2 separate regions of the Homo sapiens genome follow, and region 1 is linked to region 2. Evidence: read pairs that join two places in POLR2A ChIA-PET (ENCODE). Cell type or tissue: OCI-LY7. All regions are shown on one strand.

Region 1 (5,000 bases), 66 kb before region 2:
TTTATGCATCTTTTTTCTTTCTGCAATATAAATACTTTGGTCCTGGATTGAAGCACATCTCTTGTCTGAATGGGAAGCAAACTTTAGTCTTTTAGGGTGGTTTCCATGAAAGCCTGACAACATAGAATCTCTATCAAGCCTCAGGCTATGTAGATACTCTGCAAAAGTATCTGAGGTTAAGGTTAACTTGGCAGGCACATGTGTAGTATGATGGTCCTTTAGATCATGTGGCAGGAATGTTTCCCTCAGGAGGCAGAGTGTCTAATTTTAGATGCAACTTTGATATATTACTTGCATGTTCTGTAGCCTGTAAGTAATGAGGGATAGATGGGCTCTAAACATGCTCTAAAATGTTCTTAAATATTTTCACTGCATATGGTCTATGTGTGATTCCTATTACAACAAAAAATTCACGTGCTTATCACATCATATCTTTATGGTGGTGCATACTTTATTTGTCTAGAATCGAACAGATGTGCAGTGCCAGCACCGATGGCAGAAAGTACTAAACCCTGAGCTCATCAAGGGTCCTTGGACCAAAGAAGAAGATCAGAGAGTAAGTTCTTTCTTCATTGGTGTGTGACTCATAATTAAGAATATTCCCAAAATGCTAATATTTTCCTATTTGAGGAAGCAGGTAAAATGGGCAAACAGGAAGTAGAGGACTCTATTCCCATATTTCCAGTGAATGAAAGCAAATTTTGGAAATTTTCTAAAGATCTTGTAACACTGAAGAATGATTATACTGACTCATTACATAACTTTAAAACATAGGTTATTTTTGTGTGTTTATCTGAAGGTGATAGAGCTTGTACAGAAATACGGTCCGAAACGTTGGTCTGTTATTGCCAAGCACTTAAAGGGGAGAATTGGAAAACAATGTAGGGAGAGGTGGCATAACCACTTGAATCCAGAAGTTAAGAAAACCTCCTGGACAGAAGAGGAAGACAGAATTATTTACCAGGCACACAAGAGACTGGGGAACAGATGGGCAGAAATCGCAAAGCTACTGCCTGGACGGTAATAATATGTCAAAAAATATATTGATCGGGAAGAATGAGGGAGTGGGTATTGAACATTCTGCTTTAAATGTATGGTGAGTAAATTATATTTCATCAGTCGTAAGTGTTTTATTAGATAAACCAGCTACATAGCTTTTAGAGATTGAAGACATCTTAGAGTTTATTTGGTTGAGAACTTCCAGGATCCACCTGACAGTGAGCCCTGGGTGAAGACATTTAGCTTTCCCCAGCCTCAATTTCCCCATTTCCAAAATGAATCATACAGGGCCAGTGTTAGGATCAAGTAAAATGAATGTCAAAGGACTTGGTAAACTATAAAACTCTAAATGCATAGAAAGAAACTGAAGACAGTTTGTCTCTGGCAGTTCACGTAGCTGGTTAAGTTACTCAAAGGAACTCAGCTACCATTTTCCTGATAACCATCATTCATTTCTTTTATTTTTTTTAATTATTATTTTTTAGAGACAGAGGCTTGTTCTGTCACACATGAGTGACAGAGTGCAGTGGCATGATCATAGCTCAATACATCCTTGAACTCCTGGGCTCAAGGGATCCTCCCACCTCAGCTTCTTGAGTAGCTAGGACTACAGGTGCACCCCACTACACCCAGCTGATTTTAAAATATTTTTTGTAGAGATGGAATCCTGCTATGTTACCCAGGCTGGTATCAAACTCCTGGCCTCAAACAATCCTTTCACCTCCCAAAGTGCTGGGATTATAGGCATGGGCCACCATACCTGGCCACCAGTATTCATTTCATTATACCACTTTGCTTAATTTTTTACTTCATTGATTAAAGAAATAATGTATTTCTTGAATTCTCATACTACTTCCAGGTTTTTAAATAATGTCAGGGTAATAATGCTTTCTTTTTAATGAACAAGGCAAGAAAATGACCTCATTATGAGGGATAACTATGGAAGCTCATTTTGTCCCATTTTTCCCACTTAAGTAGTATATAACAGATTTTGTTCCTTTGGAAAGCAATACTTTTAATGATAAATCTTGCATTAAAATGATGTAGATCAAAAATATTAAAAATAGTTTTATTCTTGAGCTTCATAATCCAGGAGAAAGTTTATATAGTATTCTCTAGTGATGCTCCAAAGCATTTGCACCCTTGTGGTTCAGTATAAACTTAGAAATTTTAAGAGGTTGGTAAAAAAAGGCCTTTCCTCCCATATGGCCTGAGAGGATACACTGCTGATTCTTCTCAAAATTAACAGGGCTATTGAACTTCCTCTTTCTTTAGCATACATTCCCCCACCCCCATTGAAATAGAAAAAGGGAGACTTAAACGGTTTTTTTGAATTGAGAAACTGTTTTCCTGAGAATGGAAAGACTTTAGTAAAAATGCGTTGCCTTTTGAAAATATACTGGGGGTTAGGATCTTTCCCTTTGGGATCCCATTTTCCACTCTCGTCTCTGTCTGATTCAGAAAACAATTGGGGTGGCTTTCAAAGAGTAGGAGGTTTTTTGGTCTCAGAAGTTCTCACTAGTGCTTTGAGAGATAAAGAGTGAAGTATTCTTCATCAGCAGCATCTTATCATCCACCAGACTTCACCATGTCCCTCTCGTGGTGTGTAGGCCCTGCTGTGCCACATTCAAAGGAGTAATTTCCCCAAGGCAGCTGGAACTTTACATTGTGTTGGAGTCTTGTACCGCGACCGGTCAGAATAAACATGAAGCGTTATCGTATTGAAAATACTCCTTTACCAAGGAAATGGAATGGTTAAAAGATACTGATATTTCTAGAAAACGACATGCATTCCAGATTGTGTAACTAAGAGAAATCTAACTAGGCAATAGAGAAAGCCTGATCTCAGAGGGTGGAGAAGAAGGAAACAATTAAAAAGAGAAAACAACTAATAGGCCCAAGGGAAAGGTCTCTGTTAGAAACAGTTTTCTGTCAATTCACTTTAATCTGAATTGAAATTTTTGTTTGTGAAATTTGTGTGATATATTTCTGTGCAGAACTGATAATGCTATCAAGAACCACTGGAATTCTACAATGCGTCGGAAGGTCGAACAGGAAGGTTATCTGCAGGAGTCTTCAAAAGCCAGCCAGCCAGCAGTGGCCACAAGCTTCCAGAAGAACAGTCATTTGATGGGTTTTGCTCAGGCTCCGCCTACAGCTCAACTCCCTGCCACTGGCCAGCCCACTGTTAACAACGACTATTCCTATTACCACATTTCTGAAGCACAAAATGTAAGCCATTCCTGTGAATCTAGTTTAATGAGAGAGACGGTTAGTTTAGCTCCAGGTAATAATCATACTTTGCAGTTGTATACTTTTCAGAGAACTTTCCTGAGCATGATCATGGCCAGTCTTCACCTATGCCCTTTGAAGTAGATAGGGTGTAGGTATGGTGTGTTACCCCTGGTTTATGTCTCCAGAAACGAGGATGGTAAGCGCTTTGCCCAGGGTGACACAGCTCATAGAGATAGTGCTGACTAGAAAACGAGCTGTCCGATTCTAAATTGCTGCTTCAAATCTAATTTGAAGGCAACCTTTGAATGTAAATTTACTTAAGGTACTATTGAAGAATAGGGGAATGGAGTCGCATTTGTAGATGTAATGTTTTTCTCTTCCAAAACGAAAAGGGAAGGTAGTATTATGTTTAAAGAGGAGAGAGTTTGACACTGAAATTCAGTGGTTATGGTATGTTTCATTCTGGCAGTGATCAGGCAGACATGTCTTAATTTATTCACTCAGTAAGTGTTTACCTTCTTACTCTGAGTCAGGAGCAGAACTTTGTGACATTCATTTTCTGATGTCTCCTTTTAGTCTCCGTTGGATCAGTGTGATCCCTTCCTTATTTCTAGATATTTATATTTAGGGAAAGTGATAATCCATAATAGGTGGAAAAAGAAGAAGAAAGAGGAAAAAAATCGAGAAACTTTAATCTTAAGAATAACAATATTAAATGATAAAACTTACCCAAGAATAGAGAGCTCATATGCAAATTATATGCAAAACATGTTCATAAATAGTTTTTATTCTTCTCTGTCCATGGATTTGACTACAAACTTTACAGAAAGGTCTCAGATGAATAAATTATCATAAGAATTCCTGTGCTTTTTATTAAAACTCAAAATTATTCCAAGAAAAATATTTTTATTTACAAACAGCTGGTGCCATCAATTTTTCCCATAGAAACAATTTTGAAACATTCATTAATGTATTTTATAATATATTTTTTATTGTTTTTTTCATTGTGTTTTTCTCTAATTAAGGAACACTTCCCAAAATTTAAAGTGCTCATCAACACCTCCCAAGGATTTTTCACCATGTTCCTTTAGCTGTTTAGCCATTTTAAAGGCCTGGCTAAATTTCACATTAAAAGGTTTTAAAAATTTGTTTAGTGTATTTTATCAGTAAAGTGTTTTTTTTCTCTCAGTCCCAGAACGAAACCTCAGGAAGCCAAGTCCCCTGAAGCATATGTAGCCCTGAATGACGTGGCCTTTGTTTTGTCTTTTGCATCTAGGTCTCCAGTCATGTTCCATACCCTGTAGCGTTACATGTAAATATAGTCAATGTCCCTCAGCCAGCTGCCGCAGCCATTCAGGTAAGATCATTGATCATTCACTGTTCAAAGCACCACTTTTAAGAAATGCTTATTTCTTTCATCTAAACACATATTTTTACCTGAGCAACTAAAGTAAAAAGGAAAGGGAACATGGAGAGGAGAGCAGAGTCTTGGCCAGCAATCTATTAATCTTGTCTTCTAGAATGAGTTTGCTCTGGAATTTTCTGATTCTTTGATGTTGCAAGGTGAAATAACTCATCAGTCAGCATCCACTCTAGCCTGAGATTTCACATCACTCCCTTAAGTCTGAAATAACATTCACAAAGATTTCTGCAGGAGCCAAATTTGGTTGGTGGTGTTGTCACAGTGAGGCTCTTTGGGCTGTGCGGCACCTCATGACCATATTGGCTACACCCATTGTATTTGCAGCTTCCAATCAGACCTTTGT
Region 2 (5,000 bases):
CCGTAATTTCCACGCATTGCGGGAAGGACCTGGTGGGAGGTTATTGAATCATGGGGGCAGGTCTTTCCCATGCTGTTCTCATGACAGTGAATAATTCTCACGAGATCTGATGGTTTTATAAATGAGAGTTTCCCTGGACACAACCCCATCCCTGCACACGCTCTCACTTGCTGGCCGCCCTTCATAAGACCTCCCTTTGCTCTTCCTTCATCTTCCACCATGATTGTGAGGGCTCCCTAGCCATGTGGAACTGTAAGTCCATTAAATCTCTTTCCTTTATAAATTATCCAGTCTCAGGTATGTCTTTATTGGCAGCATGAGAATGGACTAATACACCTTGCTTTAAACACTTGCATGTCCCTTCTTTACTCTCAGCCCACTGGACGAGTCCTGACTCTCTAGTTTGGTATACCAACCCACTGACTTCTGTGCCCACCTACCCCTCTGGGCTTTTCAGCAGCGCCTGCACGGGAACAGTGCTTCAGCCAGTTTCCTGAGCATGACCAGCTCCTGCAGCCTCCCTGGCTTTGCACACGCTGTTCCCTGTGCCTGCACCCTCCCCCCTGTGTGTTGGACTCATCGCCAGCTGACTGAATCCCCCTCCAAGTTCTCTGTGCCTTCGCTGTGCAATTGTGCACACCACATTGTCACACTTAGTGTCCACGTGCAATCATTTATTTTATCTTCCCCACAGGACCTTGGTGTCATGAAAGGTGATGAGTTGTTCATTTTTCTCTCCCCACAATCTGTTGAAGTGTCTAGTATGTATTTGGTACAAAGTAAATCTTTATCAAATTGAAAGTCTATCGGGGCTGGGTGTGGTGGCTCACGCCTGTAATCCCAGCACTTTGGGAGGCCAAAGCAGGCAGATCACTAGAGGCCAGGAGTTCGAGCCTGGTCAACTTGGTGAAACCCTATCGCTACTAAAAATACAAAAAAATTAGCTAGGCGTGGTGGCATGTGCCTGTAGTCCCAGCTACTCAGGAGGTTCAGACAGGAGAATCACTTGAACCCGGGAGGTAGAGGTTGCAGTGAGCCAAGATTGCACCACCGCACTCCAGCCTGGGCAACAGAGAGAGACTCTGTCTCAAAAAAAAAAAAAAAAAAAAAAAAGTCTATCAGCAGGGACCTCAACAGCTGTACAATGGAATAATGGAATAGCAGGCAACTACCAAGAATGAGTTAGCTCCACACATATTGATGATAATTTCAGGGTGGTATTCACAGTGTACCCTTATTTTTTGTAAAAGTAGAAAAATAACTCTTTACATTTGCTTTTGCCTATCTGAATGTAGAGAAACATATGGAAGAAATGCTTGATTGACCCAGTGAGCGAGATTGGAGGAAGGAGAGGAAGGGTGATTTTCTTTATAACTCTATTGTTTGACTCCTCACAAAAAGCTTTATTGCTTCTGTAAAACCAATTAGGCAAAATCAAGTAAATGGTTGCTGGATGAGTAAATAGTAAACTTCAGGAAAGAAGTTTTCAGAAAAGGAGGAACACTGTTTCTGTTTCCTCTGAAGAAAACCAAAATTGGCAGAACATATAATTACAGTATTATTATTCACTTTGCAAAGGAATTTTCTCTCCCCTAAAAGGATCTTCGTGGGCTTCTTTTTAAAAGGCAACTCCAGTAAAGCTCTGACGCATTTCATCCTCTTCGTCATGACATTAACTGCAGTACTTGACAGAGGGTGGGGCTGAGAAAGAGAAAGTTTTAAGAGTCGGTGCCAATTGAAGATCAATCTGCAATGAGATAAGCTCCATTGATATTATAATGTAATTATGGGGGAAATTATTACATTGAAAAAATTCAAAGTTCACCTAGCTTTTCTGGAGGAGAGGCACCAGAGGAGCCCACTGGGAGGAGAAGGGAAGGTGTCCTGCTTCCCAGGGCTGGGGACCACAGGCAAGGCCATGGGCTTGAGGGCACTTCTCCAAACTCTAGCAGATAAATTATGCCCAAATCCCACATCTTACTGAGAAAGCAGGTGTCTGCAATTAGTCACAGAAGGGAGGTGGGTGGTCGTGGGCAGAGAAGAAAAAATTTTTTAATAAAAAAATAAAAATTAGGCAAAATAGAACTTGACAGTCACCATGCAAACAGAAGAAACACTACGAAAGTGACATCATTAGCATGGCTGTGGGCCTGTCTTATCCTTTGGTCTCTAAAGCAGGAGACAATGAGAGCTACTTACTGACTCATTTTTAGTATTTGATAAAAGAAAAAAAGTCAATCAATCAGGCTTACCTTATTGACTTACTAATGTCCTTGTCACTAAGGGATAATTTTAAAAAGGATTTTTCTATCAAAAGAAGAGAAATCAATTCATAGACCTCTTTGGGCTCCAACCCACAATTCGTATAGGATAAAATCAAGTTTAAAATAGAGAGTGCACCCATAAGGTTGAGAAGACATCTTGTGGTGACTCCTTTGCATAACATGAAACAAGGTTGGTTGGCCTTTCTCTGTAAAGAGCAAGATAGTAAATATTTCAGGCTTTCTGGGCCAAGAAATACAATCAAGGATATTATGTAGTTACTTGTATAACAAGAGCAAAACCATTTTTCCCCACAACTTTTAAAATAGATCAATTTCAAAATTTTATGACCAGTACAGTTTGCATTTTATATTGTTTTCATGTGTCATGAAATAATATTCTCATTAAATTTTCCTGCAAGCATTTGAAAATGGAAAAAGCATTCTTAGCTTGTGGGTCACATAAAAACAGGTTGTGGCCTGGATTTGGCCCTGGGGCCATCATTTGCTGACCCCCAACATAGAACACTTCTGAGTCATGTCAGGGTCCTTAATCAGTTAGGTCATCCAAGCTCAGATTGAACTGGGACATGGTTTCAGAATCCTTCTCAACACTGCATGCCTGCCATAATGTGGGTAGGGAGAGGCTGTTGGCTCTGCAGTAGCCACCTGATGGCTGCTTAAAGGACCGTGAACTCAGTTATCACCAGCATTTTCCCTACTCTTTCAGATCTGGGTGCAGTTGGCTCAGTCCTCCATCCCCAGCCTCGGGAAAGTCTCTCTCCCAGATTTCCGCTCCTCCTCAACAAGCTTGCATGTTGTGCCAAGGAGCAATCGCTTCTGCTGCTACGAATTCACTTGCCCTTGTGAATTCACGTGCCCTTCATCCTTGCCTCATCCAGAACAGAGAATACAATTATTTTAATATTTTATGTATTTTTTATAAGCCTACAGAGTTTTAATGGAAGTTTGGAGAGACAATGGCAGTTTACACAGCAGAAGTAACAGCATCTGCTCAGTGTCATTGTTTAAGTCATCATCATAGCTAACACTTCCAGGAAATTTATTTCTTTTGCCAGGAGGTTTTCACATGTTATTTAATCCTGCAATAATCAGTAGAAATAGGCTTTTTCTTTTTAACAGTTATTATCCTGTTTTACAAAAAAGAAATGAAGCTTAAGAGATTGAGCAGCTTGCTAATCACAGAGCAAGTTAATGATAGAGATGAATTTTGAACAGTCAAGTCAGGCAGTGACTTATGCCTGTAATCCCAGCACTTTGGGAGGCCAAGGCAGGCGGATCATTTGAAGTCAGGAGTTCAAGACCAGCCTGGTTAACGTAGTGAAACTCCGTATGTCTTAAAAATACAAAAATTAGTCGGGCATGGTGGCAAACGCCTATAGTCATAGCTACTAGCTAGGCTGAGGTGGGAGGATCGCTCAAACCTGGGAGGTGTAGGTTGCAGTGAGCTGAGATTGCTTCATCTCACTCTAGCCTGGGCGGTAGAGTGAGATTCCATCTCAAACAAACAAACAAAAACCACAATCAATGACCCAGAATGCAATCAATGACCCAGAGCCCATGCACCTAAACACAACACAGTTATCCCTCTACAGCACTTTAAGTGAACATCAGACTTTGTTGTTGTTGTTGTTGTTGTTGTTGAAAGTTCTTCTATCACCTCCCTGGGAATTCTCACTGGCCTGACCACCTCATAAAATGTCCTGGCTTCTACCCACGCTCCTGGCTCCTCTCCTTGCCCATGTCTTTCTCACCTCTTCTCCCAGATTGTTTTCATGAACTCTTAATACCTTGATCCAATTCTTTAGAGTAATTTAGCTCTTGCTAGCTCATGTTCCCAAACTGAGCTCTAGCAGAAGCCTTCTGAGGGACATAATGTCATTTTACAGGAAGAAACTATTGATTGGCCAATTGCATGTGGAAAACTAGGAGAAGGCCCATAAGGAGAAGGTGGAAGAAATGAAGCACACTAGAAAATCAGAAAATTGCGGGATGTTTTTCTTTCTGAGAGAGAAGAGGGACAGTAAACAAGTGAGAGTGCATGAAGGCAGAGAAGATGTAAGACTTTTTAAAAAAAAGAGGTTGCTTTGCCCCAAACTATTTAGTCAGGTCTTCTACACACAAAAATGCCTTGTGAGAAAATGGAGAATGTGGGAAATCAAGAAATGAAGAATTCGCTGGAGATAAATGGTGGGAAATGAATGTAAGCTCCCTGAGCATTTAAAGAAGTTCTGTAAACTTTCCATATTGGATTTTTGACACTGGACTTTCTACAGGGTACATTATTGTTATCTAAATCTTTGGAAACAGGGTGAATCTACATGATAGAGTGGAAGCCACAAAGGAAGAAGAAGAAGAGATTCTATCTGGGTATGGAGAATGAAAAAAAAAAAAGGTGTAAAGAGGGTGAGTGTACAGTCATCTGGAAGCCATGTCACAGAGAGGAGGGGAGAGATTAAAAGGGATCTGAATAAGAGCAGGATGGTGGGGCTTGAAAGGATGGGATGAACATGAGAGACGTGATGACACTGGTCAACAGAGATCTCTCTAGGGATGTCAACCAGAAAGGGATGTAATGTAGGAAATTAGGTGTTTTTACACTTCTTTAGGAGGGCAAGAGAAACGGGCTCTGGGCTGAACTCCAGGAATGAACAACATTGCAGAATGGCCCTCCTGGGAATTGCACCCCTGACTCAACAGTAGTAGGGTATCAGGAGA

The links. ChIA-PET counts read pairs that join two places held together with the same protein. Peaks named below come from ENCODE experiments on the same cell type or tissue, not always from the same donor. Only the 100,000 strongest peaks of a DNase experiment are listed, where the experiment ranks them.
Region 1: POLR2A ChIA-PET joins it to region 2 with 5 read pairs; 6 of 35 experiments call an interaction of 5 or more read pairs at or near these places.

Annotation. Positions count from the first base shown.
Region 1 is chr6:135,189,328-135,194,327 of GRCh38, forward strand. It overlaps MYB (MYB proto-oncogene, transcription factor), which reads left to right. Exons shown (of 16, transcript NM_001130173.2): 4 at 464-556; 5 at 800-1,020; 6 at 2,997-3,231; 7 at 4,511-4,591. Among named protein-coding and RNA genes, the nearest start is that of MYB, 11 kb to the left of the region's middle. RefSeq lists a silencer at 2,464-2,758. In OCI-LY7, no CTCF peak of the experiment used is centred here; a DNase peak (open chromatin) is centred at 2,274; H3K27ac peaks cover 1,268 bases.
Region 2 is chr6:135,255,406-135,260,405 of GRCh38, forward strand. No RefSeq gene overlaps it. Among named protein-coding and RNA genes, the nearest start is that of MIR548A2, 19 kb to the left of the region's middle. RefSeq lists an enhancer at 1,364-2,563. In OCI-LY7, a CTCF peak has its summit at 2,423; a DNase peak (open chromatin) is centred at 2,439.